Linked DNA regions of Homo sapiens: region 2 is linked to region 1. The links are chromatin loops, found by intact Hi-C in ENCODE. Cell type or tissue: natural killer cell. All regions are shown on one strand. Each heading gives the region's core, and the rest is flanking DNA. Links, peaks and the distances in the headings are about the cores only. Region 1 overlaps SYTL3 (synaptotagmin like 3). Region 2 overlaps EZR (ezrin).

What was found. Hi-C counts contacts between places; a loop is a spot of excess contacts. Peaks named below come from ENCODE experiments on the same cell type or tissue, not always from the same donor. Only the 100,000 strongest peaks of a DNase experiment are listed, where the experiment ranks them.
Region 2: it touches region 1 in a loop (3-fold over the local background); 55 of 110 quality-filtered maps call a loop at or near these places.

Annotation. Positions count from the first base shown.
Region 1 is chr6:158,711,424-158,727,094 of GRCh38, reverse strand. SYTL3 (synaptotagmin like 3) reads right to left here. Exons shown (of 18, transcript NM_001242394.2): 9 at 13,217-13,295; 10 at 8,884-9,008; 11 at 1,458-1,592. It also overlaps the pseudogene AMZ2P2. Among named protein-coding and RNA genes, the nearest start is that of MIR3918, 45 kb to the left of the region's middle. RefSeq lists enhancers at 5,982-6,081, 6,152-6,201, 5,834-7,033, 10,926-11,015. In natural killer cell, for the core only: no CTCF peak of the experiment used is centred there; DNase peaks (open chromatin) are centred at 6,454, 8,934, 9,334, 9,624 and 2 weaker places; H3K4me3 peaks cover 1,553 bases; H3K27ac peaks cover 4,729 bases.
Region 2 is chr6:158,794,659-158,810,329 of GRCh38, reverse strand. All of the region lies in intron 2 of EZR (ezrin), which reads left to right. Among named protein-coding and RNA genes, the nearest start is that of EZR-AS1, 15 kb to the left of the region's middle. RefSeq lists enhancers at 6,423-6,532, 11,418-11,617. In natural killer cell, for the core only: no CTCF peak of the experiment used is centred there; DNase peaks (open chromatin) are centred at 6,529, 7,173 and 10,652; H3K4me3 peaks cover 606 bases; H3K27ac peaks cover 2,177 bases.

The DNA.
Region 1 (15,671 bases), core at 2,971-10,970:
GTGGATCACGAGGTCAGGAGATCGAGACCATCCTGGCTAACATGGTGAAACCCCGTCTCTACTAAAAATACAAAAAAATTAGCCGGGTGTGGTGGCGGGCGCCTGTAGTGCCAGCTACTTGGGAGGCTGAGGCAGGAGAATGACGTGAACCTGGGAGGCGGAGCTTGTAGTGAGCCAAGATCGCGCCACTGCACTCTAGCCTGGGTGACAGAGCAATACTCTGTCTCAAAAAAAAAAAAAAAAAGAAAGTTCAACCTAGGAACACGATGTTAACAGAAGAGATCTGTCATTATGCAAACAGTATGGCACTCTGAACAGACACTGAAAACATCTCCATCTCAAAGATCCCAGGCCTTGTGTCACAGTATGGGAAATTAGATGCTGGGGAAAACAGTGCTGAATGAACGAAGGCTTCCAGCCAGCCAGTGATCTCTTTGGACCCATTACTTTGCATTCCCAATCATATTAGATCACTTCCCATCCAGAGGCTCCCCAAGACTTTGAACAGTTCTTCAGTGGCCCTTACAGAAAGACACTCTCTCCAGACAAATGAGTATTTATATTCAGTCCGCTGGATCTCTAGGAAACACCAGAATTATCAATGAAGAATCTATGAAATGGCTCAAGGCCTATTGGGAGGCATAATTCTACGGCTTGAGAGCAAACCTCCTAGAACTGGTTCCTGTTTCTGCAATGAGGTGTTCCTTTAGAGCCAATGATAATTCACAAACAAAGCCTACAAGTTCATGCAGGGGACATCTTGAAGTTCTTAAAAAAGAAGAAACCTGAAGACGCCTGTGTCATGGGGATAACAATGATTGATCTTTACCCAAGAGACTCCTGAAATTTTGTCTTTGGACAGGCCTCTTTGACAGATGGTGTAGGGATATTCAGCTTTGCTAAGTATGGCAGTGATTTTTATAGCTTGTGCTATGAAGGCAAAGGGAGGAAGTGACAGAAAACATCTTCAACTGACTATTCAATTTTTGATAACTATTACATTCTGGAAAGAACTAATGTTTCACTACATTGATCCTGTAAGATTTTAACACATGAGATTGGACACACACGTGGACTGCGACACTGTCAGTGGCTTGCATGCCTAACGCAGCTCCAACCACTTGGAAGAAGCTGACCGGCGCCCTCCTGCCCTATCTGTTTACGCGAGTTGCAGAATGCTGCATTATAGAAAGCTACAGAGCACTGGTGGAGTGGATTGATAATGAATCTGCTGACACACCTGGAGTAACTCCAAGACACAGGCCTGAGGATAACGCAACTTTACTAAAACCTGTGGAAGCCTTTAAGGAATGGAAGGATGGATAATAAAATGCCTTGCTGTTCTCCAAAAATAAGGACCTTCAAATAGGAGTAATTGAAATAAGGACTTGTACATTATGCTTTCCAAAAAAACAAAAAACAAAAAAACAAAAAAAGAGCATTGGAATGAGACTCACGTGTCTAAAACCTCCAGAGAATATGGTACTGGGTGCCGGACTGGATGGGAGATTCTGTTGCTTCAAAATAGGGTTAGTAGAGCATTTGGGATCCTCTTGATTGAGAGGTTTCAGAATATCTGGTGCACTGACCTTCTGGAGAAGGAAAAACAGAAATTAATATTATAGTCTCCATCCCAGTTTGGTTTTGTTCAAATGTGGTGACTTCAGCAAGCATCTATGACTTGATGTTACTAACATGCAAACTTCTGAGTAGGAGGACACACCTGCATTTGGTAAATGCGTGCACGTGCGCACACACACACACACACGCACACACACACCACACACGCGCATGCGAGCACACAGGGCCCAGAGACAGACAACATCCAGCTTTGGGATAGTCATGAACAGTCATGGGTAGATTACTCGTGGATTAGTAAAAGTCTTAAGTCCAAATTTTAGCCTTAATAAATGGTCCTGGCATTTAATCACTTGATATATAATAATTAGCCTGATAAGCAGAGTTTTAGCTCTAAGATGCTTATAAAAAGGGAAAAATCAAAATATGTCTCTAAATTTTCTAAAAATACTTTGCTAACAGTTGATGCTTTTTTTATTTTTTCTTTCTTTTTTTGAGACGGAGTCTTGCTCTGTCACCCACACTGGAGGCTGCAGTGCAGTGGCACAATCTTGGCTCACTGCAGCCTCCATCTCTCGGGTTCAAGCAATTCTCCTGCCTCAACCTCCCAAGTGGCTGGGACCACAGGCATGTGCCACCACACCTGGCTAATTTTTGTATTTTTAGTAGAGATGGGGTTTCACCATGTTGGTCAGGCTGACCTCAAACTCCTGACCTCAAGTGATCCACATGCCTCAGCCTTCCAAAGTGCTGGGATTACAGGCGTGAGCCACCACACACAGCCAAGCTGACATTTCTATGATGTATACAGTTGTGTTTTCCAATATGGTAGTCACTAGCCACACATGACTACTTAAATTAATTGAAATCAAACAAACTTAACTTCTCAGTTGCGCTAGACCCATTTCAAATGCTCCATGGCCACATGCAGCCCTGGGCATTGTGTGGACAGCTCACATAAAGATCATTCCCATCCCTGCAGAAAAGTTCCATTGGAACACAATGGGCAAGGTGGGAAAACCTCTTAATGACTGAAAATATACAGTTTCCAAGTGGAGACTTTAGTTTTTGGTGGTGGGTTGAAAGCAGAACTCAGAAATACAACAGTTGCCCCACAGTCATAATTTTCAGGAAGAAAATACTAAGTGAGAATATGATAGAACAAATGAAAGAAAGGATTACCTCCAAATTATTTATGCTTTCCATCCCCAGAATGCCAACTTAATTCCTACAGACATTTATTTATTAAGCAACACTATATTCACAGCACTATGCTAAATTCTGGGGGCTGGAAGAGTAGAAGGGGAGGAAGAGAGAAGAAAGAGGAGAAGATGAAACGTCCATCCTCCAAGGGCTCACTAGCTAGTAGGAAGACAGAGACACCATTCAAATGGAAGCACCAGCCAGGTCAATGGGAAAGAGGCCAGGGACAGTTTCTCCAGCACGCAGGCCTCTGGGGGATGGTCTTCAGTGAGGCTGCAATCACCCGAGAGGATGCTGAGGCTGGCTGGGGTAAGCCTGAGAGGGAAGGCCTTCCACCTGGAGCAGCTGGTGACGGTTAAACAGAAAGCACGTCCTAGACCTACAGACACGTAGACACGTGGACACAGATCACAAACACATAGGGGATGTGTGATGTTGTCTGAGGGGACACTAAAGGTGTGACAGAAGTGTCAATCAAAGCTACAGCGGAGGAGCCAGAGGCTGGAAAAGCCAGAAGATCCAATGGGAGGGGTTCAAGAATGAAGGTGTGCCAGAGGAAAAAGTAGGAGAAAAAGCTTACCTGCAGTTAAAGAAAGGCACATTTTAAATAACTGCCCATTATATTGGCAAATGTTAAAAATTATAAAGTTGAGTTTTACTAGAAGAAAGTCCTGGAGATGGATGGTGGTGACAGGTGCACAACATTAGCAATGTTTTCAATGCCGCGAACTATACACTTAAAACGGCACAGATGGTAAGTCTTATGTGTATTTTACTATAATAAACATTTCGAGGAAAAAAAAAGGTACAAAGTTGAATGTTGGCAAGAGTGCTGGAAAACACGTGACTCTGCCTTGCCAGTGGTCAGGTAAATGGAGTCAACGTCAGTGGAGGGCAACTTGGCAGCATGAACTAAAAGCCTTAAAAAGTAGCTGTTAGGCTGGGCTTGGTGGCTCACACCTGTAATCCTAGCACTTTGGGAGGCTGAGGCAGGCAGATCACGAGGTCAGGAGATTGAGACCTGGCTAACACGGTGAAACCCTGTCTCTACTAAAAATATAAAAATTAGCACGTGCCTGTAGTCCTAGCTACACAGGAGGCTGAGGCAGGAGAATCACTTGAACCCGGGAGGCAGAGGTTGCAGTGAGTCGAGATCATGACACTGCACTCCAGCCTGGGCGACAGAGCAAGACTCTGTCTCAAAAAAAAAAAAAAAAAAAAAAAGAGTAGCTGTTAAAAAGAATAACTGGCCAGGCATGGTGGCTCACACTTGTAATCCCGGCACTTTGGGAAGCCGAGGCTGGCAGATCACCTGAGGTTAGAAGTTCAAGACCAGCATGGCCAAAATGGAGAAACCCTGTCTCTACTAAAAATACAAAAATTAGCTGGGTGTGGTGGCAGGCGCCTGTAGTCCTAGCTACTCAGGAGGCTGAGACAGGAGAATGGCTTGAACCTGGGAGGCGGAGGTTGCAGTGAGCCCAGACTGTTCGCTCGCTGTCTGGGTGACAGAGCGAGACTCCATCTTAAAAAAAAAAAAAAAAAAAAAAAAAACAGAAAAGAGAGAAAATCTTTTTCCTCCACCTCTGTCCTCAGTTCCCCTCCCCAGAGATAGCCCCTCCTGACGGTTTTTAGGCATCCTTCCTGTTTAACAGGTGCATGTTTTTATGGCCAATATAGGTCAATACTGTACATTCATAACATATACAATAAAATCCCAGTGGAATGCACAGAAGAGGAGAGGTAAGAATTCACTTCTTGAAGAATTCTGGCCCAGATGCTTAAGTCAGCATTTTTGAAGGGGTGTTTTCAGAACATGTGGTTCAAACTTAACAGAGAAGTGGTGTGGAAAAGATCCTGAGCTGTTTTCTCAGTTAACATCCCCGAGTCACCGCGTGATTTTAAGGTGGGAGGATCACTTGAGCCCAGGAATTCAAGACCAGTCTGGGCAACATGGTAAAACCCTATCTCTAGAAAAAATACAAAAATTAGCTGGGCAGAGTGGTGTACTCCTGTAGTCCCAGCTACTCGGGGGTGCTGAAGTGGGAGGATCACCTGAGCCCAGGAGGTAGAAGCTACAATGAGCTGTGTTTGCACCACTACACTCCAGCCTGGGTGACAAAGTAAGACCCTGTCTCAAAAAAACAAACAAACAAACAAACAAACAAAAAAAGAAAGTTATCTACTACTTCTGTGCCTCAGTGTAGCCACTTGCAAGGTGGGCACCAGCATCCTCTACTTCCAAAGCAGGGCCACCGTGTTCTATAATTAATATTGATGAAATATTAATAATCTGATGAAAATGAGAGGAATTTTGGTGAGCTCCCCAGCTAAGGCATGTGTAATTGCAGTCTGATGAATGTTCTATTTAAAGACGTACTCCTGGACCAGGCGCAGCGGCTCACACCTGTAATCCCAGCACTTTGGGAGGCTAAGGCAGGCATCCGATTGAGCTCAGGAGTTTGAGACTACCCTAGGCAACACAGCAAAACCCCATTTCTACTAAAAATCCAAAAATTAGCCAGGTGTGGTGGTGCATGCCTGTAATCCTATCCACTCAAGAGGCTGAGGCATGAGAATCACTTGAACTGGGGAGGGAGAGGTTGCAGTGAGCCAAGATTGTGCCATCGTACTCCAGCCTGGGCAACAGAATGAGACTCTGTCTCAAAAATAAATAAAAATAAATAAATAGAAGTGTACTCCTTATATTTCAACCCAATAGTTATTTAGCATTTATAGATCATACTATCATTGCTGAGTACTTTATAAACATTTGGCTAAATTGTCCCTTATAACAGCCATATCTGGCTGGGCGTGGTGGCTCACACCTGTAATCCTAGCACTTTGGGAGGCCTAGGTGGGAGGATTGCTTGAGCCCAGGAGTTTGAGACCAGCCTGGGCAACATCTCTACTAAAAATAAAAATTAAAAAAAATCAGCCAGGCATGGTGCCATATCCCTGTAGTCCCAGCTACTTGGGAGGCTGAGGTGGGAGGATCACTTAAGCCTTCGAGATCGAGACTACAGTGACCCACGATATCACCACTGCACTCCAGCCTGGGCAAGACAGCGAGACTTGGTCTCAAAATGAAACAAAGAAACCAACCCAGCCACAACCTCAATTAAGGTGGGGAGAGAGAAGGCCTGCAGAAAGTTGGAAGCGTTCCTGCCAAGAGCATGGCTGAGAAGTGGACACACGCATAACAATGTCTACTTGGATTGGCTCTCTCCCCACTGTCTCCCCACCGTCTCCCCTGCACCCCACCACTTCTATCCCTGAGCTCCCTTAGCCCTTCAGACAACCCTGGCCAGGCTCTGGGCCATGTGCACATGCAGCAGGGGAGGGGGCGTGCCGAGGACCCACGGGCCATCCTCATGCAGAACGCCACAAGCCCAGCCTGTGGTGCGTGGGATGAGCCACCACACAGCACATCACGGTGCAAATGGGAAATGCGTCTCACCTCTGGGGCGTGGACAGGGTGTGGTTGGTCTCTGGAGCAGGCTTCACCTAGCTCTTGGTCATCTCTTTGCCCCAGTGTCCCTGTCTTTAGTAGGGACAGGAACAGTACCAACTTCATAGGGCTGTCTTAAGGATTACAAAGGCTAAATACCTCTGAAGGGCATTACGCTGAGAACAATGCCAGGCATCTGGTTAACCCCAAGTCAGTGTTAGCCTCTGAGTGGTTTCCTGTGACTCAAGCAAGTAAGATAATTACTCATGCTTCCACACGCCCCTTCCTGAACCCTCTTTCTTCAGCGGTCCTCATTTGTCCTTCTTATGGGAACATAGAGTTTAGAATTCAGAGTCAAATCCCAGGTCTGCTCCTGGCTCCATCTCTCATTCACTATGTGACATTAGGCACGTTGGTCAACCTCTCACTAAAACTCAGGCTTTTTTTTTTTTTTTTTTTGAGACAAAGTTTCACTCTTGTCACCCAGGCTGGAGCGTATAACAGTACGATCCCGGCTTACTGCAATCTCTGCCTCCTAGGTTCAAGCAAAGATTCTCCTGCCTCGGCCTCCTGAGTAGTTGGGATTACAGGCACCCGCCATGAGCCTGGCTAATTTGTGTATTTTTAGTAGAGACGGGGTTTTACCATGTTGGCTAGGCTGCTCTCGAACGCCTGAACTCAGGTGATCCACCCACTTCAGCCTCCCAGAGTGCTGGGATTACAGGCATGAGCCATGGTGCCCGGCCAATTTTTAAAATTTTTAATTTATTATTATTTGAGACAGGGTTTCACTCTGTCACCCAGGCTGGAGTGCAGTGGTGCAACCATGGCTCACTGCAGCCTTGACCTCCTGGGCTCAAGCGATCCTCCCACCTCAGTCTCCCTAGTAGCTGGGATTATAGACATGTGACACCACACCCGGCTAATATTTGTATTTTTGTAGAGACAGGGTTTTCTCATGTTGCCCAGGCTGGTCTCCAACTCCTTGGCTCAAGCAATCTGCCCACCTCGGCTTCCCAAAGTGCTGGGATTACCGGCATGAGCCACCAGGCTCGGCCGATCTTTATCATGGGAGTAACAATGTCTACCACGGTATTTTTGTGAGAATTAAATGTGATGAAGTAGGTAAGAAGCAATGCTGCCACCACGTGTGGCACACAGGGCTTCATATGGTTGCTAACCCTCCCCTCCACCTGTTTCACTAGAAGGAGTGATCCCCGGAGGGAGTTCGGAGGGAGCTTCTGTAGACCCCGGGAAGCTGACAGGAGCTGACACTTGTGTTATAGAATTTCAAACACCTGCCAAATACATTTCAAACTGTCTAGACACCTCGCTCCTGAAGTGTGGTCTGAGAACTTCACAGCATAGACTTCGCCAGATCCCAGGAGTTCACCAAAAATGCATCTGCGGTTCCTCATCTCACGTCCACCCCGCAGCTACTGATTTGGAATCTGCATTTTAAGAGCCCCAGTGACCCCCTATACTCATAAGAGCTGGGAATCACTGCCTCAGAGTTCAGTCCTCTTTTGGCTATACAACCTTTGGCAGGTGACTTAATCTAAACCTCCATTTCTTTACATGTAAAATGAGGCTGCATGCAATACCTACCCTAGATGGTGGTTATGAAGATAAAATGAGATAGCCTAGTTAAGCTATTAGTACAGAGTCCAGCACATCATAGTCAATGCTGGCAATTTAGATAAAATATTTAGATGACTTAGATAGCAAATCAAGATACTACATTATCTCATTAGATGTTTACAAAACCTTGTGCTGTGCGCAGAACAGGTATTATCATCTTCATTTTACAGAGGGGCGCACTGGGCTGGAGCGGGAGGCAGGACGTGAACTCTCAAGAGGCTGTGTGCAAGTTCCAGCAGGAGAGGGGGGCTGACCTCACACCCTCGCCTAAAGGACAGTCTGTCTGGGGACAGCCTGAGTGGAGTCCACAGCAGCAGAGAAGGGACACCAGTTCTGTCCAGCCTACCAGGGCAGTCACATCAACACTGCAAGCAACAGCTGGTGGCACCTGCCCAGCCAAGGCACCTCAGCTGAACTAGAATGCGGGCTTTCCCATTCTAAGGTTGGCTCTCTCTCATACCCGAAGCGTTCACTCCAGGCTGGGTTAGTCCTGGTGGGAAGGTGGAATAATTATTTCCCTAGAAGCCTTTACTAAGGGAGCTCTCACTTGTGGTGTGGACAGCGGGGGAAGAGCGCCCCCACAGGCTTGCTCGCGCCTTTACGTTTTCAATAGTTTCCATCAGAGGTCAGGATAGATTTTAACCAAAGGCTGCTGGTCTTGCAGACTCCAGGGCTAACCCGGCAGGTGTGGGCCCTGCAGGAAGCCCTTGGGCTTTGGCGCAGGCTTGAAGCCAGCAGGGAGCTCTGTGGACACAGAGGAGCCTCAGGGGCTTGTGATTAGGTGGAAGCCTTTCCTTGTGCTGAACAGTTTTCCAGACTGACCTTCAATCCTGACCTGCCTTGGGCCAGCCCTGCCCAAATAGAGGCACTGACTGGTAATTATGTTTTTCTGATGGCTTACTGTTTTTCTATAAAACCAAAGAAAACATAAATCTACAGAGAAGGCAGGCTAGAAAGTTCTGGAAGACAACATGAAGGTGATCAGCGTGGAGGCCTTGTGGGGCTCAGGGTACCCTGGTGGTGACGTTGACCGCAGTGTCAGACTGGCTCCGTCTCTCTGTCTGTCCCACACACTGCCTGGGGCCCGTGGCGAGAAGATGCTTCTCAGAAGTCATATCATTCTGGGATTTGGAGAGCTCTAAAAGGCAAACACAAGGGTTGATGGGTGGGAACAAGCAGCTTTGCTGAGACTTGTGGGAGCCTCTTCTGGGGTTCACTGAACCCACAGACAGTGGGTCCCAAGGTCTTAAGAGGGCAAAGTGCACGGAGGAGCAAGGGCGGCACATTCCCCCACCAAGTGCAGAGGTGTTGGGAAGGTGAGCAGACAGTGTGCTGGGTCAGGGCAGGAGAGGGCTGGCTTCCTTCAAGGTCCCGCTGTGGCCACCCAGGCCATGGTCAGGGTGAGAGGTGAAGGGAAATCATCCACCCAAGCTCCTCTGCGTTCCAGGTCACACATATGTGTGTGCACTCATCCAAACACGAAGACGGCAGCCTACCAAACAAGCCGGCTTTCTAGGGGTTCCTTACAAAGATGTTACAACTTAACACCATTTCTTGTGACTTTTTGAAGCGAGGTAAAAATAAGATTTGGGGTGTCCTCATAACAATTATAATAAACAAACCCTGGAAAGATGACTGTAAACAAATTTGTTTCATTTTTACAGTGTAATAGTGGTCTAGAGTAAAGATGAAGAAAGTTTGAAGGAAGGAAGCCACATACAGAAGTGAGAGAACCACCTTGAAGATAGTTTCATCCTCTGAAGATGGTTTCATTTTCCCTTGAGAACCCCACTCCTCCAAACGGGGACCTTAAAACTGTCTCTAGAGCTGTGCTGTCCGGCAGAGAGACAATGCAAGTCACACATACAATTTTAAATTTTATAGTAGCCATATTTAAAAAGTTAAAAAAAAAAAAACAGGTAAAATTAACTCTATTTACTTATTTATTTTTGAAATAGAGTCTCACTCTGTTGCCCAGAATGGAGTGCAATGATGTGATCTTGGCTCACTGCAACCTCCGCCTCCTGGGTTCAAGTGATTCTCATGCCTCAGCCTCCCAAGTAGCTGGGATTACAGGTGTGTGTCACCACGCCCGGCTAATTTTTGTATTAGCCATGGTTTCACCATGTTGGCCAGGCTGGTCTCGAACTCCTGAGCTCAAGAGATCCACCCACCTTGGCCTCCCAAAGTGCTGGGATTACAGGCTTAAGCCACCATGCCTGGCCAAATTAATTTTAATTCTATATTTAGTTTAACACAATATATCCAAAATATTAAAAAATGTCATCAACATTAAAGTTATCCATGAAATATTTTACTTTTGTTGGATTCCAAGTCTCTGAAACCCAGTGTGTTCACTTTGGTAGTGCATCTTGCAGCCCTATTTCAGGGGCTCAAGAGCAACACGTGGTTAGAGGCCACTGCAATGGACACTGTGGCTCTTGACCCCCCGGCTGGCTTTGGATCCACCTCCTTGGGATGTTATTGCATGAATCCTCTATCCTCTCACTATGTATTCGTTCTCTCCTGCCTACACTGCCCAAGAATGAGTCTTGCAGTATCTCTTTCATCTAAAGAGGGAACGGCTGGGGTGTCCAGCTTTTCCACCAGGATGCCTCCTAGCCTCCTCTGATAGCAATGCCATCCCCATGTCCTCAAGGTGACCATCAAGAAACACTGGGGGATCTTTCTAAGGCCAGCAGCTCGTAAGGCACTAGTACGCACCAGGTCCTCAAAGTGGACAAAGTAAAGGACACGCTCAGATGGTCCATCTCAGTCTGGACTGTGAGGCTGTGAGGGGCTCTAATTTCTAAGCCCTTAGGAGGAACTGGTCCCCCAGCAATCTCTTAGTGCCCATCCCAAAGCCTGGGCCTATTTGGGCCATTGAAAGTTCACAGATGAGGGGAGAGGACAAGCCTTCTTGAGAAATTTGGGCTCTAAGAAATAGGCTTATAGGTCAGTATTATTAGGGGACAAAGGATAAGGAAGAGAAAGAAATGCAGATTGCTTCTGGGCAAGACCAGTTTTCTCATTTCCTCTTCCCCTTTCTAAGGGGGACTACAGTGCTGACATCTTCTAGAAACGTACTGATAATAGACAGAGCTGCAGCCACTCATTTCCTCCCGCTGGTTTGACTTCATTGGGCAGCATCAGCAGCTAGAGGTTGTAATTCTGGGTCACCTTTCAAAACCCCTCAGGGGCAAAGCCACCCTTCAGCACCTGGGCCAGTGAAGAGTCTGGGGCCCTCTACAGTCCCTCCCCGAGGACCTCAGGTGCCAATCTTCCTCCCCTCAGAATGAGGCTTCCCTCTGCACCCACTTCCGTGGGGAAACAGGCAGCCAATAAGATAATAGGAGCACGAGAAGAGGAGCTCAAAATCCAAAGAAATAGGAGTCAGCGCCTACAGGACGCTAAGTGTCCTGTGGCAGAGACGGGAGAAGGGCGTGTGTGTGGTCACGTGTCCTGTTCCTGCAGAAACAGGGGAAGCACTCGGGAAAGGTCAGAGGCCAAGCACCACTCCCAGCAGCCAGAAAGCTGGGGTTTTCTATCTCTGCCTCTGGGCAGGGGGTGGGGGTGGTGGGGGGGTATGGGGGGTGCTGGGTGCGTGCGTGTGTGTGTGTGTGTGATGCGGTTTCAGTCTGCTTTCCATATCTGAGAAGGGATGCTTGCTGTTTTGCTCTTGTGAATTCCCCCACACCTCGCCCAGGGACTAGCTCTAGTTGTCCACCTGGGTATTACACTGGTTAGCCTCAAGTGCTCAAGTGTGTGAGCAGGTACACAGGCCAGGCTCTGGGGTGGCCACCTGACAGCTGTGAGCATATCCAATGAACCTGTGTGCAGGGCTGGGAGCATCCAGGAAGGTGCATGTGTGCTGACGTGTGTGTCCCACCTCTCTGGATTTCGGTGGCTGGGGGATGACAGGGTTGGGGCTAACTCCAAGGCACTGATTCTATAGTGGCAGTGGTGGAAGACAATTCACAGAAGCCACATAGATTTGGAGAAGGGCTGTGCACCTAGAAAGACATACAGGGAAGGTGAACTAGCACCCACCCATACATGACAAATACAAGGGGGTGGGTGGGAAAATAGCACCCACAAGAGAACAAGAGAAGAGGCAGCCGGGACAGCTGGAAAACACGTTCCAGGCCAAGGGGCACAGAGCAGGGGTTACTGTCAGAGAGCCCAGCAGGATGGAAACAGTGATTTTTAAGCCACCAAACGCTCTTAGCAAACAGGCCCATGAAATTCAGCTGCTTCCTCCCTAAGAAAGGAACAGACCATTGCATGAGACGACTGTTTCTGCTCATCTGAAGAGCAGTGCTTTGATGTCCATTGTCATCGTGTGACAGCTGACACAGGGCTCATGAGGAATACGGACAACTAATTAAAGTCACATAAAGAGACTGTCTCAGAGCCAAGTGCAGCACTGAGACCATCCGCATGCAACTACAGAAAAGGGGATGATGAAGAGAAGCCGAGCAGAAACACAGTGAAAGAGAAATCCATGCCTAAGGACCCTTGAGCACACTAAGGACATTTTCTAAACACCTGACCAGCCCTGGGCATCTTAGGAGGCATGAAAAGGAGTCTGTCCTCTGGGACTTGAATTTTAAGATAAACAGAGAAAAAAGTATCTGAGCAGAAAGAACATTGAAAGACACAAGATTGCAAGTGGAGGTGGTTCTAGGTTACATGCATCTGCAAATCACAGGATTACTGCTAACTGAAGAAAATACATTTACCAAGGAGGAGAGGAGAAAGGCAAGTAATTCCATGCAGACAATAGATAGATAATTGGGCCCTACTGGCCTGAAAGGTTCTGGTTTTAGATTCCCTGAAATTGCATCTTTTTTTTTTTTTCTTTTTCTTTTTTGAGACGGAGTCTTGCTCTGTTGCTCAGGCTGGAGTCCAGTGGCGTGATCTTGGCTCACTGCAACCTCCGCCTCCTGGGTTCAAGTGATTCTCCTGCCTCAGCTTCCCCAGTAGCTGGGATTACAGGCACCCACCACCATGCCTGGCTAATTTTTGTATTTTTAGTGGAGACAGGGTTTCACCATGTTGGCCAGATGGTCTCGAACTCCTGACCTCAAGTGATCCACCCACCTTGGCCTCCCAAAGTGCTTGGATTACAGGTCTGAGCCACCATTTCTCTTCCTATGAGGAACCAGAGGCCTGCTTTGTTGGGAAAGAGATGAAGGGCCAGGTGCTGTGGCTTTCCCCAGGGTCCAGAGACAAAGTGAGTGGCCTGAGGGACAGTGTCAACCGAGGTCACCGGCCAGGCCCTGGCCAGTGGGCTCGGCTGGCCTGGAAGGTAGTGGGAAAACACATCATGAAGCATGCACTTACTTTTCACGTGGGTAGCAAGAGACAGAAACAAATTTTCCACGGACTTATTAAATCCTCTAAACTGACCAAATTCCTGTAACTAAAACAGAGACAGAAGGAGAGAATGAGAATTATGCTTGATGACTTGTGTTTGCCTCAGCAGTGTCCAGGCTGCCAACCCCAAAACACTGGCATGTGGGTGTGTGCGAGTGAGTGTGGGCGTGGTGCTGGGGGTGCAGGTGGGCATGGGTGTGTGCATGCAGGCCTGGAGGCGGACAGCAGTCTTCCTGAGGGGTAGGCATCTTCTTCATTCAGCGTCTCTCCCTACTTTTGCTATTCACATTGAAGGAGCATTATCAGCGGGTTGTTGACAAGATGACAAGTACCCCTGGGAAATGATGACTGGCATTTCATTGGCTCAAAGACTGTACTCAAGTAAATTACTGCTTGTTTAACCTCTTTTCTCCAATGGCCCCACCCCAACTCCATGCAGAAGTGGCAGGATGTGGGTGGCACAGGGGATGAGGATGGTAAAAGCCACAAGGTGACCAGGCAAGAGCTGAGGGGCTCCACTTCCCAAAGCAGAAGAAAAAAAAGATAAAACAACAGAAAGGAGTTCACTTCCTTATCCAAGTCTCATTCATTCATCCATCCATCCACCCATCTAGCCACCAAACATCCATCCATCTTACATTACCACCCATCCAATCATCCATCTGTCCAATAAATACATCATGAGCACGTAGGTACTGGAACGACTCTGGAGAATTTGAAATTTCCAGGAGAAAGTAGAGCAGGATTTTGAAGGTCACCCCAGTCTCAGTTTGAAACTGAAAAAGAGGCCAGGCGCGGTGGCTCACGCCTGTAATCCCAGCACTTTGGGAGCCCGAGGCGGGCGGATCACGAGGTCAGGAGATCGAGACCATCCTGGCTAACACGTGAAACCCCGTCTCTACTAAAAATACAAAAAAAAATTAGCTGGGCAAGGTGGCGGGCACCTGTAATCCCAGCTACTTGGGAGGCTGAGGCAGGAGAATGGTGTGAACCCGGGAGGCGGAGCTTGCAATGAGTCGAGATCACGCCACTGGTCTCCAGCCTGGGCAATAGAGCGAGACTCTGTCTCAAAAAAAAAAAAAAAAAGAAAGAAAGAAAAGAAAAAGAATGTATGTGATTCTTCTCTCTTATCAGCATTATATATTTTTGGGTTTGGATCATAATCTCAAAGACACAGTCTCAAATGCCATAATCCTAAACGATGAAAGATCAAAATCCCTAAAGTCTAAATCCCTAAAGATTAAAATCCCTGAAGTCCAAATCCCTAACATCTAAAATCCCCAAAATCACAATTATGGGATAGTTGCATCATGTTAGGGGGACCTATTACTTTGTTACTGCCTTTATTAAATTAAGTATGACTTAAGGAGAGCCTATGGGTACAGGTTGACAAGGGGTGGACTCGTGGACTTAATTAATGACACCTTAATTGTAGGCATCCACTTGATTGGCTTCAGGAATACCTAGAAGCCTGGTAAGGCATTATTCTGGGTGTGTCTGTGAGGGTGTTTCCAGAGGAGATTAGTGTGTGAGTCTGAGTGGATTCGGTTAGAAAGATCTGCCCTCAATATTGGCAGGCACCACCCACTCAACCAGGGGCCCAAGGAGAACAAATACAGCAAATGAATTGGTCTCTGAGAGCTGGAACAGACTTTTCTTCTGCTGCCTTGGACATCAGAACCCAGGCTGATTGGCCATTGGACTCCAGGACTTAGACCAGAGGCTCCCTGGGTCCTGAGGCTTTCAGCTTTGAACTGAGAGTTACATTGTCAGAGGTATGTGAACCACAGCAACTCCATCTTGAATAGGAGCTGGGTAAAATGAGGCCGAGACCTACTGGGCTGCATTCCCAGATGGTTAAGGCATTCTAAGTCACAGGATGAGATGGGAGGTCAGCCCAATATACAGGTCATAAAGACCTTGCTGATAAAACAGGTTGCAGTAAAGAAGACAGCTAAAATCCACCAAAACCAAGATGGCAACAAGAGTGACCTCTGGTCGTCCTCACTGCTACACTCCCACCAGTGCCATGACAGTTTACAAATGCCATGGCAACATCAGGAAGTTACCCTACATGCTCTAAAAAGGGGAGGCATGAATAATCCACCCCTTGTTGAGCATATCATTGAGAAATAGCCATAAAAATGGGCAACCAGCAGCCCTCAGGGCTGTTCTGTCTATGGAGTAGCCGTTCTTTATTCCTTTACTTTCCTAATAAACTTGCTTTCACTTTACTCTGTGGACTCGCCCTGCATTCTTTCTTCCGCGAGATTCAAGAACCGTTTCTTGGGGTCTGTTTCCTGTAACAACACCATCAGCTTTCCTGGCGCCGACACCTTGGGACTTGGACTGAGTCACGCTACTGGTATCCCAGGGTCTCCAGTTTGCAGATGGCTTGTGGAGAGACTTCTCAGCTGCCGTG
Region 2 (15,671 bases), core at 3,264-11,263, 83 kb before region 1:
TTCCCAGTCAGCAGTGGTCAGTTCTGTTTTCCTTTATTCATTAACCCGTTCTTAACACTTACAGGCAAACAGTAATGCTGTTTCAAAGGAAATGTAAAACTTCATTAAGTTATCCTTTTAATCTAATATACTTGAAAACAAAACCTTAAAAGCAAAATAAAAAATATCTCACCATGACCCACCTTTTATTGATAGGAGAGGAACCAGTATCACCTGAGGATCAAACTCTAGTAGTCAGTATATCAGATTTTGCTCATATTTTTAAGTTAGAAGTCACTTCTGCAACCTAATTTTGTTTTCCATTTTTGCCTGAGAGATCAATTTTAAACTGCCTGTGTGGACAGTTGTCATTTCAGATACTGTAAATAATTGTTTTTACTTTAGGATGGGGTAGGTAAACTATCATCTTAGGGCCGAGTCTGGCTGTGGCCTGTTTTTATTTGGTCTCCCAGCTAAAAATGGTTTTTATATTTTTGAAGGATTTTAAAAACAACAATATGCAACGGACTCCAAGTAAGACCCTCAAAGCCTAAAATACTTACTGGCTGGCTCTTTAGAGAAACAAATGGACCAACTCCTGCTTCTAGCATAAAAATAATTATTGTTAAGCATTTATTCTAACCTTGTATATATTTTATGGCTGGACTAATATTTGGAAGCAGATCCACCCCATTGGTTCCAGTTTTTAAAAAATTGTTCTCAAAGAACAGAATGTGTTTTGTTAGCCAATGTTGAGCACATCATGGACTCTGAGCATGGACTCAGAAACTACTGAGGAGAGGCATCGTGGTGCTGAGGTAATGTTTTAAACAAAGCTGGTGTTTGGGTGGGTCTTTGTGTAGAGAAAGTGGCAGTATCTTGTGTCACACTTGCTAAGCTATTGTGTAATGACAGATTTCTGGCATATGCTAAAAGAAAGCAATTTGTACCTGATGTTTGAGTTGGAAAGAGAATGTTATGTAAATGAATTGCTTTTTTCCTCATTGATAGTTTAAAATGAGCTTTTGATCTACTATAGTCTGTATGTGAATTTCTGACTGCAGATGTTTTGTAAGTCCATTCCTGATTCAGAACACCCTGTCTAAAGTACAGCTCCATCTCTGTGCCGTGCCCCACTTTACTGCACTCATAGAACTCGGTCTCCACCTATAACGCTGTCAGGTGCTTGTTTATTTGTGCTTTTTGTCTTTTCTGGCAGCAAAGCAAGAGGATAGGTGTTGTTTTTGTGTTTTTGAGATGCGGTCTTGCTCTGTTGCTCAAGCACGAGTGCAGTGGTACAATCATAGCTCACCACAGCCTTGAACTCCTGGGGGACCGCAGGCGCTCACTACCACACCTGACTAATCTTTTTATTTTTATTTCTATAGAGATGAAGTTTCACACTGTTTTGTGCAGGCTGGTCTCAAACACCTGGCCTCAAGCCATCCTCCTGCCTCAGTCTCTCAAAGTGTTGGCATTATAGCCATGAGCCACTATGCCTGGCCCAAGTTTGTTTGTTTGTTGTTTAGCATTATTATTTTATAGCAAACTTTAAATTCTTGTTTATTGGCAGGATAAATAGAGGGAAGAAGGACGAGCAAATAGGTAAACATACCTGCCTCCTAGTGGGTAATCTTGGGCAAGTTTTTTCACCTCCCTCTGCCTCCTCATCTGTAAACAAGATCCTGCGTGCCCGCCTGGGATGCCTGCTAAGATGGCACATGGGAAGCACCTGGCCTTATGCCTGGCCCTGGTCAGTAAGGGCTGTGCGGTTCCACTTGTACCTGATAAAATTCTAATCTGATTAAAAGCTTTACTAGCTCGTGATGGTCATTCTTTTCCTCTAACTTAGCAGCCCGATGAAATAATGTAGTAAGTAAATGTAACCTTGTTGTTTGTCCTTTTGCTGCCACGATGAACACAGCTGTCTTGCTAGACCTCTGTTGACTTCAACAGGGATAGCATCAGGTTTATTGGAAATTTACATATGGGACAGTCCAGTGGTGGTGGGTTGGACAGAACAGCAACTGCTTCCCGAAAGCTTGGAAAAAGCATGCAGTTTACACAGCATTCTTACTTAACATACTCCCCCTAACAGCCTCCACCTGGCAGCCTTAAAGTGCTTGTGGGCTGGGGGTTCAGATGTTCCCCATAGATAAGGAATTGATTTCAGGGTTGGCCACTAGGATTCCTTAGCTCGGAACTCCACACACGCATTCTTCTTAAGTTATTGATGTTAGGTACACCTGTACAACCACCCTGCATAAAGTTCATTCATTCAACAAATAGAGCACCTACTTTGTGCCAGGTTTTCAGGTACTGGGGAGACATTGGTGAACAAAAAGAGGCTTTTAAAGGATTATCACCTGCTTGGTTGACAGTCACATCCAGTGAATGGTGGAACCCATTTCCTGCTAATGTGTATTTGAGCCTGAAATGCACATTGTCCCACCTTTCCTCAATGGCAAAATGCTCTGGAAAGGAGATGCTGGTCTGACTAAATAAAATGGGCTTTCTGTTTGGAGTTGTAAAGGGAGCCGTGCCTTCCTCAGCCCCTCCTGAAAGAAAGACCTGCTTTCAAGAAGCTTATATTGCAGGGGGAAAGACACATGTCTAATACATCGTCAGGGGGTGGTGAGCGTGCTACTGTAAATTTTCACCTAGGCTTTGGCAAGAGCTAGAATTAACTTTCATTCTTTACTGACTCTTTGAAGCGTTAAAACCACTGGGCAGAGTGACTTAGGAGTGGGCCCACTGTGATGTGTTTTTGTTGGTTTTCTGGTAAATCACTTTTGGGTTGGACAGTGAACCATGATGGTCTTTCTTCAAGAACTTGTTTTTGCAAGGGTTTGGTGATAAGTCCATCATTTCCAAACCCACTTACTCTTCCATCCTTTCTCAGGTGCTGTGGTTCAGGGAAATGATTGTTTTGATAGTATTTTACCTATTGCACCATTACTTCATCTGTAAATTTCTTATAAAATATGTCTTGGGATCCAGCCTTGTCTTTTTTGTTTGTTTTTTTTTTTTTTTTTTGAGACGGAGTCTCTGTCTGTCGCCCAGGCTGGAGTGCAGTGGTGTGATCTGGACTCACCGCAAGCTCCACCTCCCGGGTTCACGCCATTCTCCTGCCTCAGCCTCCCGAGTAGCTGGGACTACAGGCGCCAGCCATCACACTCGGCTAATTTTTTTTGTATTTTTTAGTAGAGACGGGGTTTCACCATGTTAGCCAGGACAGTCTTGATCTCCTGACCTCATGATCCGCCCGCCTCAGCCTCCCAAAGTGCTGGGATTACAGGCGTGAGCCACTGCGCCTGGCCTGTTATGTTTTTAAAGAGAAAATTGAACCACAGGTCACTTGGTTAAAGCTTAGCACATAAATATGAGATTGGAATCACTTTATTTGTAAACATATATGTAGTGTATATTGGTACAGTATTTTCATTAAGGTGTGTTTCATTGCCTCAGTTAAATAATTAAGGGTGTTGGCTGCTGGGATGTTGAAGTATTTGCTTACATAATCCATTGCTGTTTGGGTGAGACTCTTAAATGGATTTAGACAGATAATGGTGAGAAAACTGGATTTTTTATTTAGAACGTGGCTGAACAAGGCAATGTGGAAATAGTGTGATAACAAGGTGCATTATATAACTTGAACAAATCAACTGCAAAAAGACATTTTCAAAGAAATGGAGGAAAATTGAATAATATTTACTGAACTTGACGTATTAAGGAATTGTTTTAAATTATGTTGGATGTGATAATGGTATTGTGATTTTTTTTTTTAGTGCTTTAGAGCAATATACTGAAGTTTTTACAAGTGAAATAATGAATGAGGGCCTTAAAATATGCCAGCAAAAAAAAAAAAAAGTGAAAGTGGTAGAGTAGAAGAAAGAATGGTGTTGAAGCTGAAAAGAGAGTGTGGAGGATCATGGTACTACTTATTCTCTCTACTTTTATGAATGTTTTCAACTTTCCATAATAGAATATTTGCTTTTAAAAAGCATGTTATAGGGTAGAAAGGGAGAGATGCTTTACTTTTGCTCGTCATGAAGTGCCTGAGTGTTGAGGTGGGAGGATCTCAGGGCGAGGGCAGGTCCCCCATTCCCTGCTGCTGGGGCAACCTTTGTGCTCTGGATCAAATGAGTAACTGATTTGATCTCATCAAATGGCCCCACCCGGGCCATCTCACCCTCCATGCACATGTTTTAAAAGGAGGTCACTACTCAAAATTGCAGCTGACTTGGAAACACATAGAACGATTTGTTCCCAGTTTTTTCCACTATTACTTTGTATTCCCAATGTTTTGGGGGGCCCATAGGAATGGGGCACAGTGCTGTGACCCAACTGGGAACAGGTCATTGTCTTAATAGCGATTTTCTCAGACTTGAAAATTGAAATGAACAAAATAAGGGGCATCTACTGGGTAGGGCTTTAGCCATTTTAAGAGATCAATCTACATACTGGGGCTGTGGGCAGGGATGGGGGAAGGAAATACAGCAAACCATGGGTTGGGGTTGGGGTGAGTGATAGGGTTGTAAAATGTACACCATGTCTTTTCCAGTCAAGTAATGATGTACAAATTATAATGCCATTTCAGATGTAACATACTTGATACTGACAGTATAAATTGAAGAGTTTTTTTAATTTTAATTTAGTATAATTTCAGAAATGGTGATTTTAAAAGTTTTGGCAGGGTTTGCTTATTTAAGCAAATTTTGTAAGATTACTGATTTAGTTTGGATTTTTTAAAAGAAGCTACTTTGGTCTTGCTAATTTTTGACACATGGCAAAAGTAAAGACTGGGGTGAGTTCAAATCTTGTCTAATCGAAGTTTCTTACAGGAGAAATGTTCTTTAACATTGTATAATATTGCTCATGTGATCTTAACTAGGGGCAAAAATTTATCTCAGCAATGGCACAAGACTTAAGTATGGTTTATGTCTTATGTCCTCTAAAAAACAGGTTAGCAAAGAAATTTTTCGACCTTTTTTTTTTTTTTTTTTTTTTTTTCCTGAGATGGAGTCTCTGTCACCAGGCTGGGAGTGCAGTGGCGCCATGTAGGCTCACTGCAGCCTCCGACTCCCTGGTTCAAGCGATTCTCCTGCCTCAGCCCCACGAGTAGCTGGGATTGCAGGCACACGCCACCATGCCCGGCTAATTTTTGTATTTTTAGTAGAGATGGTTTCACCATGTTGGCCAGGATGGTCTTGGTCGCCTGACCTCGTGATCCACCCACCTCAGCCTCATTGTTTCCTAGACTCACCTTCTCACTCCCAAGATCAGAAATTGGAAATCATCATTCTCAGTAAACTATCGCAAGAACAAAAAACCAAACACCGCATATTCTCACTCATAGGTGGGAATTGAACAATGAGATCACATGGACACAGGAAGGGGAATATCACACTCTGGGGACTGTTGTGGGGTGGGGGGAGGGGGGAGGGATAGCATCGGGAGATATACCTAATGCTAGATGACGAGTTAGTGGGTGCAGCGCACCAGCATGGCACATGTATACATATGTAACTAACCTGCACAATGTGCACATGTACCCTAAAACTTAAAGTATAATAAAAAAAAATAAGAAAAAAAGAAAGGAAAAACTCTTCACAGGCTTCTAAATTTGCAGAGACAACCATGCATTCCAGGTGAATAGTGATGTTTAATCTATAGGCCTTTAGTTCCCTATCTTTTCTGAGCCTACAATTAAAACCGACTCTAGCATATAATAAGCCATCTTGGCCTTGTCCCTTACTTTTGTTTATGTGTGTAGTTACTAAGTTTACTAAGTAGTTACTAAACTTAAGTTTCTGTGTATAATTACCTGCACATTTCAGTGAAGCATGTTGGTGATGAAGTATTTATGATATACCTAGTGAAACTGAAATCACATGGTATACAATCAAGACTTAGACTTCAGGAGTTTATTAGATAAATTCTTGTTCAAGGTCCCTTTCTCTTTATTTTGCCTGCCCTGAGGTAAGGAGATGAGAAGGATGTAGATTGTGTTTCTAGAAAGAATAGTTTCTTTTGCTGAATGTAACATCCTTTGATTATTTCTTTTCCCTTTCTTAGGGGAAAGTGGTGTCTAAGAATTCCAGTTTACTTCCCTGTTAGATAACACACAATGTATGTTATTTCCAGTGTAGAAGAAGTTGGTTCTTAATTAGAGACACTCACCAAAAAGGGCCTTAAAAACTAGCAGCTAATAGGTATCAGGAGCATTATTTTCATACGCCATCAGCAGGTCGGAAATGGCCATCAGTGTTACTCGGCAGTGCAGGCTTGGAACTCGGGCATGACTAGCAGTCATTTCATTGTCAGACCTATGGAAAGCAGCTCCTTTCTGCCTCCCAGATGCAGTGGACAGTAGGGAGGGCTTAGCACAGAACTCTTCCCAACCTGGTTTTAAAATGACCCTCTTTTGAATGTGAATGCCCAGAAAGTTCCCTTCTAGTTCTAAGGTCATGATTTTCTTGCTGATAATAATGAGCACAGATGGGACTGGTTTGTCCGCTTTTTGTGTTTGTTAAGCAGCCTTGGTCTGACAGGATGTGGGTCTAGGGGCAGGAAGTGGCTTACTCTCAGAGGAAAAAGGAGAGCTATTTAGGATTTGAGATTTCATTACATGTTCTTGAAATTATGGGGTGGCTATTATTCTGGACTCTCTCTGTATATTTTATATATATATATGTATATATATATATATATGTATGTATATGTATATATATATATATATATGTATATATATATATATATATATATGTATATATATATATATATATATATATATATATATATACATATATATATATATATAATGTTACATAATATTTACCCTGGAGTTGGTAAATACAAACTTTTCAAAAGCATAAAACCATTGGCATCTATTTAAAGATACTATTTTAGGAGTAATGTTAAAGAGCCAGAGCTACACAGATATTTTGGTAGCTGATTACCAGAAGTTGAGGGTCTCAGTTTTTGTAACCATTAAAAAAAGGTCATCAGACGAGGATAACCGTATACCTCGTATCGAGTACTCATTTGGAGTCACTCTACCAGTTATACTTCATCACTATTCTGATTGGCTACTTAAAACATACGTTTATATAACATAAAAATGTAACATCATGTAGATACGTGAAAAGTCAGTTACTAGGAAATTCCCAGCCCCCACTTCTGTGTCAATACTCTGCCCTGTTAACGTCTGCTGCACATTAAGAATTTAGCCTTGACATTTTAAGTTTAGCCTAATGGTGGTGCTGGAGGAAGTAGTAAGGAGAACAGTTTAGAAAAGGAGGTGTGAGTGGCATGTAGTGTTACTTTTCATCATTTAAATTACTCAAAAAGTTCCTTAAAGTGCTTCTGGCTTCTCTGGGAAATGAGTTCCTGCTTCCCTGTGGTGTCAGGAGAATCGCAGGGTAGGAGACACGGCCCCTAGGATACTGGACATGGGCTGGATGCTGTATTCGAGGGATAAACCATGTATGGTTCTTGTGCTTAAATAAGCAAAAACCTGGCCGGGCGCGGTGGCTCACACCTGTAATCCCAGCACTTTGGGAGGCCAAGGCGGGTGGATTACGAGGTCAGGAGATCGAGACCATCTAACTTAACATGGTGAAACCCCGTTTCTACTAAAAATACAAAAATTAGCTGGGCGTGGTGGCACATGCCTATAATCCCGGCTACTCGGGAGGCTGAGGCAGGAGAATCGCTTGAACCCGGGAGGTGGAGGTTGCAGTGAGCCGAGATTGCGCCACTGCACTCCAGCCTGGGCAACAAGAGTGAAACTCCGCCTCAAAAAACAAACAAAACACTACCACCAAAAACCTAACTAGCCATAGTCAAGTAGAAGTATACAAATATTCCAGAAGAACTAAACTATAAGGTGTTTGTAAATATTTAGATGTGAATGAGTATAAACAACGCATCAAAAAATCATAAAAATTGATATTTGGTAAATTTTCCTTTCTGCCAGACTTGCTGGCAGTTAAAATTTGAAACAGTGACTGTACCGAAAGCCTTTTTATTCAGGTTAAAAGTTGTACTCCCATTTCCTAAAATAAGGACTGAACTGAGAAACTCTAGCTACAGCTACTTGGTTTTCCATAGAGTTAAGTTGGCTCCTTAGATGCTGAAGTCTGTAGTTATGACCTTGCTTTCATTAGTAATTAGCACCTGGGCAGGTACTAACCAATGAATGCCCTTTACACCTGGCAAGAAGGAATGGGTGGGGAGGCCAGATTGTTTCAATCTAAAGGGCACTACGTTGTGGTGGGTTACGTTTTTTGGTAGACAGACACTGCCTACAGGCAACTAAGTCATTCCATTAACTGTCATTATCAATCCATGTGTGGCCAAGCTTGAATTGTCCTGCTGGTTTAGCTTCCTGATGGGGAACAACAGCTGTCGCAACGCACAGTGTCTGCAGCTCCATCATGGGCCCCAGGACGTCCCACAGCAGCTAACACTGGTCTGTACTCGGAACTCTGCCACCTGGCCAGTGACTTTTGTGCGTCATGTTCCTGGGAATAGTATGACTGTCCATGATTCCTAGGAAAGCTAGAGGAATAACTGAGGATGAGGAGCTAGCACTTTGACCCCTGTGGGGAGTGCTGGTTATAGTGGTTATCAGGGTTGTGACAAGTGGACTCTTGTGAGTTCCAACACTGGATGATTTTATTATTCCTATTACTCAGGCAGTAAAAGACTAGTACATATCCTGGTGTTATATAATTATATGAAAACTTATCAGAATGAGTTTTATAACTAGCGTACCCATGTTTTTGTTATTGTGCTGCAGATAAAATGGCGCACTGAAATGTTACTGAATTATGTGACAATTTTTGTTACAATTCTGTGCACTTTTTACAAGATTTGTGGAGCTTAGATAGATGGCTGGCCTTTGGCATCTGAACATTTTCCTGAGCCCGATAGACAAGCAGATTTTTTTTGTTTGTTTTTGGAGACAGGGTTCTCATGCCTGTAATCCCAGCACCCTGCCTAGTTCAAGACCAGCCTGGCTGGCAACATGGTGAAACCCCGTCTCTACCAAAAATACAAAAGTTAGCTGGGCATGGTGATGCACGCCTGTAATCCCAGATACTCTGGAGACTGAGGCAGGAGAATCGCTTGAACCCGGGAGGTGGAGGCTACAGTGAGCCGAGATTGTGCCACTGCACTCCAGCCTTGACAGAGCGAGACCCTGTCTCAAAAAAAATTAAAAAGACAGGGTTCTGTTACCCAGTGTGGTGGCGCAAGCATGGCTCACTGCAGGCTCGACCTCCTAGGCCCAAGTGATCTTCCCACATTGGCCTTCCAAAGTGCTAGGGTTACAGGAGTGAGCCACTGTGCCTGGCCAAGATTTCTTTGCCTTTGCGCTCATGTTCTTCTTTAACCTTAAAAGAAGAGGTCATATAAAATAATCAGGTATAATTTAAGATACAGAAAGCTTGATAGAAAGGAGTAGCCGTGTTCTACATCTTCATCCATTGCATTTGCAGATATGCCTCAGGATTATTTTATTAGTACAATTTTTTTTTCTTTTTGAGACAGTCTCACTCTGTCACCCAGGCTGGAGTGCAGTGGTGCAATCTCGGCACACTGCAGCCTCCACCTCCCAGGTTCAAGCGATTGTCCTGCCTTATTCCCTGGTGTATCTGGGATTACCAATGTGCACCACCACACCCGGCTAATATTTTGTATTTTTAGTGGAGATGGGGTTTCGCCATGTTGGCCAGGCTGGTCTCGAACTGCTGGTCTCAAGTGATCCACCTGCCTCAGCCTCCCAAAGTGGTAGGATTATAGGCATGAGCCACCGTGCCCAGCCTAGCGTCATGTATTTATACTGTTATTTCCACCTCCTAAAAGTCAACAAGGACACTTAGCTCAAGAAGGCTGATGTTGAGAGAGAACGCTTATCAGAACAGGGATCTCTGAGGAAAAAGGGAGCTTAAATGTGTGTCCCTGGAATTTCTTCTAGCCCTTCCTTTCCTTGGTGACATGGCCACTGCTATGGGCGGGAATTAGAGAAGAGCCCTGACCAGTGGTGTTGATGTCTTTGCCAAGTATACTGTCAGGTCAGTGTCATAAATTGATGATATATATAGAGAGACTTCATTTAATAGAAAATAATATTTTAAGGACCACCTTGCTATTTTACTTCTCTAATAATGTTTTGAATATTTTGATAAATACCTTTAGCAACATAGTGGTTCTCATCTCAGCCCTCTCTGTCCTTGAAAGAATGTTATTTATAACAGGGTGGTTTCTGGACTGCCCTTCTGGAGTAAAACTTGGGCATTCTAACCATATGCTTGCTGGAAACCATAATAATGTAAAAAGTCGTCATTGGGTTTTCAATTGCAATTACATTGATATAATTTTGTATATAAAACAGTCTGTTACTGGGAGCAGCATTGTTCATGTAAGAAAGATGTTCGCTTCATATAATACATGGAAACAAAGTTATATTTTCAATGTTAGCCATTACTGTGACACTCCAAAAAAGGCTGGTGATGGGGAGAAAGAAGAGCTTTAAAAAAACCTACAGACAATTCACTTGCCTCTCGGGCTTTTCTGCTTTGCCTGCCTTGACCGAATTAGAGTATCTGCATTTCTGCACTAAGCTGGTTGAGGTTTGCTAAGTCAATGGTAATGTTTTACAGAGCTTGGCTGTTAGCCAGCATTTGTGGAAAACGACCAATGTCTGTCATAGCTAGTGCTATAATTTATTCAGTTGGCATATTGTTTATGGAGACAGTGAGATAAGGGGATTAGGATCCAGAGAGACTATTAAAATATGTGAGTCCATCTGTTGTGATCTGAGGTTTCATTAGAGAAAACCTGTCTGCTAGTACAACAAATGGAGACTTAGTAAGGATGTTTTTATATAAAGGATTATAAATCAGCAGAGGTAAATACATTAATCTTGGCCAAACAGGTCATGTCCTTTTGCGTTTTCCTGATGGCAGGTTCTGCCCCCTGCCGCCCGGGCACTGTTGGTCATAGCGTGACCTTGGCATCAGCTGTGAGCCGGTAAACATGGAAATGTAGGCCCCTCCCAACCTGAGTCAGACCCTTAGCCTGGGGTCCAGGAAACTGTTTTAACAAGCCCCTGGGTGATTTTTTTTCACATGTTCAAGTTTGAGCGCCTCGAGGGCCTGTGAATGGCTGCATATAAGGTACAGCTGGCCATATGTCTTAAATGACTTCAAAGGGGTGTGAGCCAGGCCTCTTCCCACACCAGACTTCATGAACCATGCCTGGTATTGTCATGTTTTTGTGAGCAGCCGTGAATAGGGCTGGGGGAGAGAGATGTTCAGCCAAGAAAGTCTAAAATAGAAAGGGAATGTTCAGTTATAACAAAACAAATTTTTGTAATTAGAGTGCTGGGTTGTGCTCAGCATCATTGGAGTTAAATGTGGAGCAGTGGCTTACACTTGTAATCCCAGCACTTTGAGAAACTGAGGTGGGCGGATCCCTTGAGGTCAGGAGTTCGAGGCCACCCTGGGCAACATGGTGAAACTCCATCTCTACAAAAAATAGAAAAATTAGCCGGCTGTGGTGGCAGGTGCCTGTGGTCCCAGCTAAGGAGGCTAAGGTGGGAGAATCTCTTGAACCCTGGAGGCAGAGGTTGCAGTGAGCTGAGATCACGCCACTGCACTCCAGCCTGGGCAACAGAGCGAGAGACCCTTTCTCAAAAAAAAAAAAAAAAAAAAAAAAAGCGGAGCAGCAAACTAAGTCCCTTTTCCATCGAGGGAGGTCTCTGAAGCAGAGCTGAGCCAGCCTCTCAGCTCTGCCCTGGTGGGGCACCCCATAGCGCCCAGAAGCAGTGAGGGCTAAGGCGGCAGAGTGCAGCATGGCCATGCATGATTGGAGCGCCGCTACTGTGTTGGTGTCAGTTTGGCAGCCAGCAACTTCTAAGAACATAGAATATTTTCATTTAGAACTTAAAAACAGTAAACCCAAAAAGTTTAGTTTTTAAAAATTCATTTTGTTTCTCCCTAAAGATTTTTATTCTTTTGAAAATGACCACAGTCTAGTTTGAATGCCATTGTTTTTCAGCTGTTTCTTATTTGCAATTGCTAAAAGCAACAAGGAGCAAGTTAAATGTCCATCACCTGAATGGGTAGACAGAAGTGACAGCCACACAATGGAATATTCCTGGGCAGTAAAAAAAGAATGAAGTGCTGGTACATGCTACAACATGAATAACCCTTTTAAACATTATGCTAAGTCATGGGATTCAGTCATGAAAGACTGCATATTACAAAATTCTGTCTCTCTGAAATGTCCAGAATAGGCCATTCCTTAGAGACAGAAAGTAGATTGGTGGTTTCCAGGGGCTGAGGGATCAGGAGGAATGCAGAGTGACTGCCAGTGGCCATGGAGTTTCTTTTTGGGCTGACAAACTATTCCAAAACTAGATAGCAGTGTCAGTTGCATAACTCTGAATATACTAAAAACCACTGAATTATACATTTTCCATGGGTAAATTTTATGGTAAGTTACATTTCAATAGCTGCTATTTAAAGTACATAGTGACTCAACATGAAAGGAAAAATATACAGTTTTGTCTCTATAATTACCCAATTAAGTGAACCAAAATAGCTGCAAAGTTTTTAATTCATTTATCATTGGTTGTAAGAATTTTCCCTATCATACTCCCATTTGTGGGAGAAAATTTACTGTATCTACTTTCTATCAGAGCATTTCTAAGTATTTGAAAGGTCTTATCCAAATATTTGAAAGCTGTTAAAAGTTGCTGAAGTGGCACCTTCGGAAGAAGGCTGGAATGTTGGAAAACAGCGTTGACATTTTAAATGATATGGAAGGTCAAGCTCGCAATGTAATCTTGGTGGTGGCTGGATGGCTCTACTCAGACTGGTTTTTGAGTAAATGGCAGGTGTGATAATATAGGGATTAATCTGTTAACCACTGAATCCACTGCCTGAAATTCAGACATTCAAATGCTCCCATTTGAATTTCCCTTTCTTATTTTACATGGTTTTCCTGATTTTTGAGTACATAAAAAAATTATTGCAAACTTTTTTCCTGCAGTGTTCTGGCCACTGAAATTAAATCTGGTTCTTTTGTCTAAGACTCAAGGGTTGCTCTCCTGTAATGTTTGTGGAGGAACTGATCTTGGACTTTTCCCTCCTGTCTTGGGCTTTTATTACAGTTTGAATTTATGCTGTAAAAAGTGTGATTGTAGAGGTAACCTATAAGTTTAAAATATTCAGAGGAAATGGATGCTTCCCAAAGGAAAAATTGCATACCTATATTTATTTACCAAAATGAGGAAAATACCTGGGAAATAATTTGGCCAAATATTCAGCAATTATATTCATAGATTAGAAGCAAAATACAAAATTTGATTGTCAACTTGGTACCTTTTTCATTCCTTACACTCTTAGAAGGCATTTTAAGATGCCATTTTGATAAAATTAAACTGGGAAGACTCAGAAATCATGTTTTCCCAACTATATTCTGAAAAATCCTAGTTCCCTGGGATGCTCCGTGGAAATAACCTGTGGGCAGAACAATCTGTGAAGTGGAGACTGTGGCCCCGTCTTGGACTGCCACTGTTGGCATCAACATGGCAGACAGGCAACAGCCTTTCAGCTAAAGAAGGAAGAAACAGAAAACCCCACCTTAACCACTGCAGAGTTACGTGACCTCCAAACACTGCCCCCACAGCATATCCCCATTTTTGTCCCTTTCCCTTTCAAAGCCAAATAATTTCAAAGAGGACTACATAGCTGCTGGCTTGGGATGGTGTCAAAAGCCAGGCAAGATGATTTTAAGTCATAGAATGATCGAGCTGGAAGATGCTCACAGATTAAATGGTCTCCAGCCACTCAATATCAGCAGCAAGGGAGAGGAACAGGGTTGGCCTGAGTGAGGCTGGGGCCACCCCTGCCGCCAGGCCTGTGTGCCAGGCTCAGGTGCTCCAGGGAATGAGCAAAGAGGATGTTGGGTTTATTTTGTTTTAATAAGGCGAATTGTTACTGAGTTTATTTAAAAATAAAGCAGCTTGGGGTTTAACACCTTGCATGTCGGTTGCATTGGAGTGGTAACACCTGTGCTGTCGTGTGTCTGCCTGGAGGGGTACTTTCCTTCTTGGGAAAGTGAACACAGGTGTGTTGTCCCTTCTCCGTGAAAACACTCTACTTGCTGGCCTTGAATAGCATTCTAGTGGGTTACTTTTCTCCTAGTGGTCAGAGAGTATTTATTGGACCTCTGGTTCCATTGGCATGTGTCCCCTAAGGAGGGAGACCCTTCAGGGGGTACTTACACCTCTACTGTCCGATGGCACTGGCTGTGTCACACCTGGCCTGTGGGCTTTGAACCTAGCATTTCAGAGTGGGAAAAGGCCTCAAGCCATCTAGTCCAAACTCTACCTGCAGATCAGGTAGAGGCCCAGTGGCAGGAAGTCATCAGCTAGGGGTCCTCAGATTACAGAGCTAGCTCTCAAACCCAGGCCCTCTGTCTCCCGTCTCTTGCCTTCCAGTGATTCCCAAATTTGGCCTCCTCAAAATCACTTGTGGAAGTGACAGCTTCCTGGGCTGCGGGTGTTTGAAAAGCTTCTGTGGGGATTCTGATGGTGAGGCTGATGTGGGAAGCACTGTGGTGTGTGATCACTGAGGCACACCCATCTTCATTAATGTGTAAGCCACTCGGGGATAGGAAGGGCTAATGCCTCTCTGTACTCACAGTGCCCATCGAGGTGCCTGGCACACCTTGCAGTAGTTAATTGGTATTTGTGGATCGAATGAACATGTTAGGTGCCCACTAGCAGGGGTTGGTCCTGTAGTCTGTGGCCATGGAACATTAGAAGAATAAAGCTATTGTGGTTCATCCTGTAGTATAGTAAGTTCGAGCTGAGCTAACCTGTAATAACACAAATACAATTTTTTTTTTTACGTTTTTAAAAGTTAGAGATGGGTTCTTGCTATGTTGCCCAGGGTAGTCTCAAACTCCTCGCCTTGAGATCCTCCTGCCTTGGCTCCCCAAAGTCCTGCGATTACAGGCCTGAGCCATTATATTTGGCCAACAAATAGAATTATTTATTTATTTATTTATTTATTTTTTGCGATGGAGTCTCACCCTGTCACCTAGGCTGGAGTGCAGTGGCGTGATCTTGGCTCATTGCAACCTCCGCCTCCCAGGTTCAAGCGATTCTCTCTCCTCAGCCTCCTGAGTAGCTGGGATTACAGGTGTGTGCCACCACATTTGGCTAATTTTTATATTTTTAGTAGAGATGGGGTTTTACCATGTTGGCCAGCGCTGGTCTTGAACTCCTGACATCAAGTGATCTGCCTGCCTTGGCCCCCCAGAGTGCTGTGATTACAGGTGTGAGCCACTGCGCCTGGCCTAGACTTTTTTAAAGAGTAGATTATTAAGCAAAGGGAGAGTATAAACAGTATTGGTTTTTCATTAGCTTCATCTGTACCGTCAACCACATGGTTCTTTTTGTCTTGGTAGTGGTACAGGAGTAAAGTTAAACTTAAATCACCACCAACACCCCCAAGCTAAGCATAACTTTTAAAAGTTTTTAATATTTTGGCAAGCCTGGGAGAAATATTGCCCTTTTTTGGGTAGATCTTGGATGACTAACTGCTTACTATACACACACCTGTACTACACGTGATTGCGTTGCCTTCACTGAACACCGTTTTTGATAA